Linked DNA regions of Homo sapiens: region 2 is linked to region 1. The links are chromatin contacts, found by Hi-C or POLR2A ChIA-PET in ENCODE. All regions are on one chromosome and are shown on one strand. Each heading gives the region's core, a stretch centred on a gene start or an enhancer-like site at or near the end of the contact. The rest is flanking DNA. Distances are from core to core; before and after follow the strand shown.

What was found. Hi-C counts contacts between places; a loop is a spot of excess contacts on that map. ChIA-PET counts read pairs that join two places held with the same protein, here RNA polymerase II (POLR2A). Pooled maps may share reads with other maps.
Region 2: a map with no recorded cell type shows a loop between it and region 1 (11-fold over the local background). The contact joins two enhancer-like sites. A Hi-C loop is called at or near these places in 1 of 37 single-sample maps with no recorded cell type and 4 of 50 pooled maps. POLR2A ChIA-PET finds 5 or more read pairs at or near these places in 1 of 52 experiments (T-cell).

Annotation. Positions count from the first base shown.
Region 1 is chr7:44,632,658-44,635,587 of GRCh38, reverse strand. The region is part of intron 2 of OGDH (oxoglutarate dehydrogenase); the gene reads right to left. Among named protein-coding and RNA genes, the nearest start is that of OGDH, 27 kb to the right of the region's middle. RefSeq lists a silencer at 76-231 and an enhancer at 1,408-1,457. Within about 2 kb of position 1,562, at least 31 of the 41 ENCODE cell types and tissues checked have a DNase peak (open chromatin) inside an H3K27ac peak, as active enhancers do.
Region 2 is chr7:50,269,082-50,272,011 of GRCh38, reverse strand. No RefSeq gene overlaps it. Among named protein-coding and RNA genes, the nearest start is that of IKZF1, 34 kb to the left of the region's middle. RefSeq lists an enhancer at 1,480-1,539. Within about 2 kb of position 1,416, at least 5 of the 41 ENCODE cell types and tissues checked have a DNase peak (open chromatin) inside an H3K27ac peak, as active enhancers do.

The sequences.
Region 1 (2,930 bases), core at 313-2,812:
TTCCTCTCATCTATCCATAGCCCCTACAGACGCCACTCCAGCTGCCCTCCCTACTCCACCTCAGCCACAGAACAAGCCCAGCCCACCCACGTAGCTACCCTTGGTCACCACATTACTGCCACCTTGTCTAAATAATCCGCGGCGCGGGTGGGGCAGGCTCCGGTCTCCTTGCTGCATGGAGCCACACCCATGCTCAAAGGCCCTCGCACAGCTGATAAGTTGATGAGGCCCAGCACTATCCACACAACCTCACTTACTAAGTTCTGACACTGACAATGCTTTTTAATTGCTATAAATATCAACTACAGGGCACCATGTAACCAAGGAACACCGGCGTATGGCTCTTCTTTCAGCTCATTCTAATCCAGCCAAGCTGATAAAAAGTCAGCTGCTGGGCACCATGTGACCAGCCAGCCTGGAGTTCAGCCGGCGCTGCTGTAAGGGGCAGGCCTCCCATCCCGGCCTCAGTGTAGACCAACAACTCATTCTTTTCCTGCACACAAGACAGGGCAGGCCTGCATGACCTCTACCACTCCTTCCAATGCTGCCCAGGAAATGGTCCTAAACGTGTGGGCCAGAGCTTTTCCTGAAAATATCCTAAGAACAAGATTTAAAACCCATATGTGTGACTACCCTGTATGTCCAAACAGGGTACTCCCTATTGGGGAGACTTGTGGATGGAATGCCCACCTCCAGAGCCTTCAGCAAATGATTCATGCTGTTGGGCTAAGCACAAGTCTCCAAAGAAAATGTGCAGATGGTAGAGCTGGACTCTGGACCCTCCATCAATGCAGGCCTTGCTCAGACCTTGCCCAGGCCAGAGTACCACTTACCACCATTCTGCCTATGAAGCAAAAACAAGGTAGGGCACTGTGATCCAGGCCTGGTGACCTGCCACTACAAGCTGTTTATACTGAGGCCAGTTAAGAATGGGCTTCTATTTAGGTATTCTTCAATTAAGGAAACCACATGCTCCATTATAGCAATGCTTAGTCATTATAGGTGACAGAATATTTCTAAACAATCTCTATTATCTTCTGTCTGTACAGGTGTGTAAATAAAACATCAATAAACTTCCAAGATTAGCAAAGAACAGCTGCTTCAGCTCTGCCCTATGGAATCTACTGATATCAGAATGATATTTGCTGGGATTCTGCACTAGACTAAAGGTGGCTGCTCTATCAGGTCATTATGAAAAGAGCTGTGGAGGGCTGTCCAGTGGCCATGCCTTTTCCTCTCCCCAAACGGATGTCCCTAAGGGTTGTCTGTGACTTGCTCTAACCAAGGTAATGGCGTGGGGAGTAGCAGTGTACGGTCTGGACCTAGGCCTCAAAGGCCCCACAGCCTTTCTTTTCCCTGTCTGGAGCTACTCTGGGACTTTGTGCAGGAATCGCTCCGGCCTACTGGAGGATGGCAGGGCCCAGTGAACAGCCAGCACAAACTGCCAGACACATCAGAGGCCTTCATGGCTTCTAGCCTGGTGTGAGCCTCAGCTCCAAGGGAGCTGGCAGTGGGAGGAGTGGGGAAACCTAGCCAACCCACAGAGTCATGAGACATGCTACACTGGTGCCAAGTTTTGAGGTGGTTTGTTATACAAACATTCATGGAAACCAGACTTTTTACTGCATGAAAAGATGACATCCAAGATACTGTGACCCCTTTCTCACGCAGTCTTTCTGACACACCTCAGGAAATGAGAACGCTTCAAACTACCCAGATCTGCACACAATGGCACATTTTATCAGCTCTCAGAATTGCAACTCTCAAGGAGGTGAGGAAGACCCACAGTCTGGGGTCACCTGTGGTCGTCTGGTTGAGGCCTCATCTGTCCTCAATAATTATGCAACCCTATTTGGGGGAACCCCAGCCCAGCTACACAAAGCATCTGCTCCAGGGTTTCAGAGGGAATACCACGTGACTGACCACTCAAAGAGAGGGTTCTAAAGGCTATCTCCTCACCTCACGATCCAATCATGGACGCGAAGAGATATGAGAATCCCAAAGTCCTCAAACCTCCCTCCAAGGGAGTCTTGGATGGGGAGGGGAGCCAGAGAACAGTAACCTAGAGACTAAACAGACTATTTTTTAATAACATGATGACTTCATCTAAAAAACCGGCACTAACCTTTTAGTAATTTCTCACCGCCACCCAGCTTCAGACTGTGCGGGGAAGCTGAGCCTGCCTCTGACTTACAAAGCATGGCTCTTTCATTTCCTCAAAGGCAAGCACCTGTGGCCACCTGTGCTACAGAATGGAACTCACTGGAACAATTTGCTCCTTTTCACTCTTGGAGTCTACTTTCCCATTGAGGGTTTTTTTTTTTTTTTTTTTTTTGACACAGAGTCTCGCTCTGTTGCCCAGGCTAGAGTGCAGTGGCTCAATCTTGGCTCACTAAAAGCTCCGCCTCCCAGGTTCACGCCATTCTCCTGCCTCAGCTTCCCAAGTAGCTGGGACTACAGGGGTGCGCCACCATGCCCGGCTAATTTTTTGTATTTTTAGTACAGACAGGGTTTCACCATGTTAGCCAGGATGGTCTCGATCTCCTGACCTCGTGATCTGCCCACCTCAGCCTCCCAAAGTGCTGGGATTACAGGCGTGAGCCACTGTGCCTGGCCCCATTAAGGTATTTTTGATCTCTCTCCCCTTTCAATTTCTGACATTAAACAAAATTTTTTTTTTCTTAAAGTACAGTACAAAAGGATAATCATTAAAAACATCCACCAGGCGGATCATGAGGTCAGGAGATTGAGACCATCCTGGCTAACATGGCGAAACCCCGTCTCTACTAAAAATACAAAAAATTAGCCAGGCGTGGTGGCACGCGCCTATGGTCCCAGCTACTTGGGAGCCTGAGGCAGGTGAATCACTTGAACCCGGGGAGGCGGAGGTTGCAGTGAGCCGAGATCGTGCCATTGCACTCTAGCCTGTG
Region 2 (2,930 bases), core at 167-2,666, 5.6 Mb before region 1:
AGAGAAAAAGAGAGGAAGGCAGTTTTCCCCTCTTAGGCCTCCTCCACCCTCGTCACTCTTCATCTTGGCCTTCGAATCTGTGAACTACCCAAATGTCTTTTAAATAAATCATCAAGTGTTGTTCATGCTGATTTGAATTGAGATTCTGTATCTGGCAACTGAGGCCACCTTAAAAATGTGATAAAAGAAAAAAATAGAAAACACACAAAAACAAAATAGATAAATAAATCTAAGACGTGAGTATTTGAAGAAATAAATGACATGGACAAATCCTGGAAATGAATATAGAAGTAAAGAGAAGTAAAGTGTATATCAGAAGGTTTTTATGATTCCAAAATTTTGGGCCAATATACGAAATCTTAAAGGAAACAACAGATATGAAACATAAAAATAAGAGACTTCTACCAAACAAGTATAATATACCTAATAGAAATAAAATTCAAAAAAAACCAAACAGAAATGGTTTAAGTATGACAGAAAATTAATAGGTATTCTCACTGAAAAATGGCAAGAAAAAAACCAGCACTCCAATAGAAAGTTGATCATAATTAATGAACAGAGAGTTCACACAAATTGATTAAACATATTAAGTTTGAAAGCTAAAAAACAAAACAAAATGCAGGTACAAATTAATACCACCTTTTAACCAAATAATACAAGAGGAGTGATAATGGTAGATTTATGCTGCTGTTGGTAAATTCATAGTTTTTTTTTTGTTTGTTTTTTTGGTGGCAGGATATATTGACATTACTCTTTTGGAAAACAATTAAAAATTCTCAGCAAGGTTGCTAAAAATCTGAATATCCCTGGTCCAGTTAGTCCTATTCTTTGCAGCATATCATAAAATATAAATTAAAAGATATTATAAGAACTTAAGAAATATGTTGGGAGGCTTTTGGTCACCAAGAATGGAAATTGAATTTAAATAAACTTAGGCGAAAAAGGACTCTAATTTTCCAAATAACTGTGAAGGCCAGGGTACAAATAGCCTTGTAGCTTTGGGTGAGACTTCAGACAGCTGCTGTGGTCTGTCCCTCTGTGTTACTTTCCTATTGATGCATAACAAATTATCATGAAATTAGTGGCTTCAAACAATTCCCAGTTATCACCTCACAATTCTGTGGGTAGAAGGCTGGTTACAACGTGACTGGGCTTTCTGCTTAGGGTCTCCTGAGGCTGAAATTGAGATGCTCACTGGGCTGAGTCCTCAATCCGGAAGCTCTGGGAAAGAACCGCCTTCTCAGATCATTCAGGTTATTGGAAGATTCAGTTCCTCTGAGTTGTAAGGCTGGGCCCTGTTTCCTCATTGGCTCTCAGCAGGGACTGCTGTCAGCTCACACTGCTGCCCATGTTCCTTGCCAGGTGGTCCCCTCCATGTTCAAAGCCAGCCACAGAGAATCTCCCTCACGTCTTATCTCTCTCATGCTTTGAGCATCTCACTTCCCATCTCTGACCACTAGAGACGGATGAAAAGGGCTCTTGTTCAACAAGATGATATCTCTCTTGATTAACTCAAAGTCAACTGATTACTGACCTTAATTCCATCTGCAAAACCCCATTTGCCATGAACTGTAATATAAGCACAGGAGTGGTTATCTCAACACATTCAACAGGTTCTGCTCACACCCAAGGGGAGGAGACTATACAAGGGTGAGGGTCACTGGGGCTGTCTGAGAATTCTGCCCACCACAGTCTCCATAGCCCACTCTGCCATGCTCTTTAGATTGACTGTTTTTCCATAGAATGAGCACAATGCAAGCTCTAGGCTCGCATTGGGGTGCATCAATCACCCAGTCCACAGAGTTATCCTGGTAAGGACTTTGAGATGCTTTCCTGTGCCATGTGGTCAAGAAGAGGTAAAATTAAGAGTTAACCTCACTACTTTATGAAAATGCAAATTGAACATCGATATATAATTTAATGTCTATGACATGAGTAAAAATTTTTTAATTAAAAAACCTGAAACTTGTCTAAATGATATGGGAAATGTATCAGCTCCAATTTTAAAAGCTGAGAGCAGATGCCAGGGGCAGGATCCAGTGAATGGATCGGCAGTGAAATGAATGGCTCAGTTTCTCTCTACTTTTGTGGTCTGCCTTCTGCAGTGCCGGCCTGGTGGACTGCACTTGGTGGACCTTGGATCATCTCAGCCCTCACATCCAGACCTTGTATTCTCATGCCCTACCATTCAGAGAAAAGGATGATGTTTGCCCTTGAAGGTCTCCCACAAGACAAACTTCTTTTTCTCCAAGGCCCTAGCAAATATCCTTGCCTCTGATTGGATCCTAACCCTGTACAGGCCAAGGTAGTGTGATACCAGGATGGGTGTCAGCCCTCATGGCCACTCCTAAGCTGGTGGAGGAGTCAGTACCAATCATATCTCAGCTCAGAGATTTCTGAAAGAAATTCCAGCAGAGGTGAAGGCTGAAGAGTACATGAGGGATGCCCAGTAGAGGAAACCAGCATGTGCAGGACAGAAAAAAGTTACACAGTTTTATGTAGAGCCTAACAGGGGAGGATTGCAAGCATCTTAAGGCAGTGAGACTCCTGGGATGGAATGCCAGGCAGTGCAGACTGCCCTTCTGGGGACACACATCTCACACAGACAAATCCTGCTCTGGTCTGGTCTCCTTCAAACCTTGCCTGTCCCCTGTAAAGTATGCGCTCTTGCCCTTTCCCGCATTTCAAATGAGGAAAGAAGGCTGGTCCCTCTCTGGTACCCAGCAGTAGTGCTCATGGCAGCTGCTTGTTCATGGCTCCTGAGTCTCCCTGCACCTGCTATGTGTGTTTGCACAGCTCTAAACCACACTTGCCCCATGGAACAGCCCTCCTAACTGTCTTTCCAGTAGGTGGGAATTTCACTTCCTTATTTCCAGGCATAAATTATTGCAGATGCAAAATTGCGACCTTGTTTTAGACACAAGTGTTAA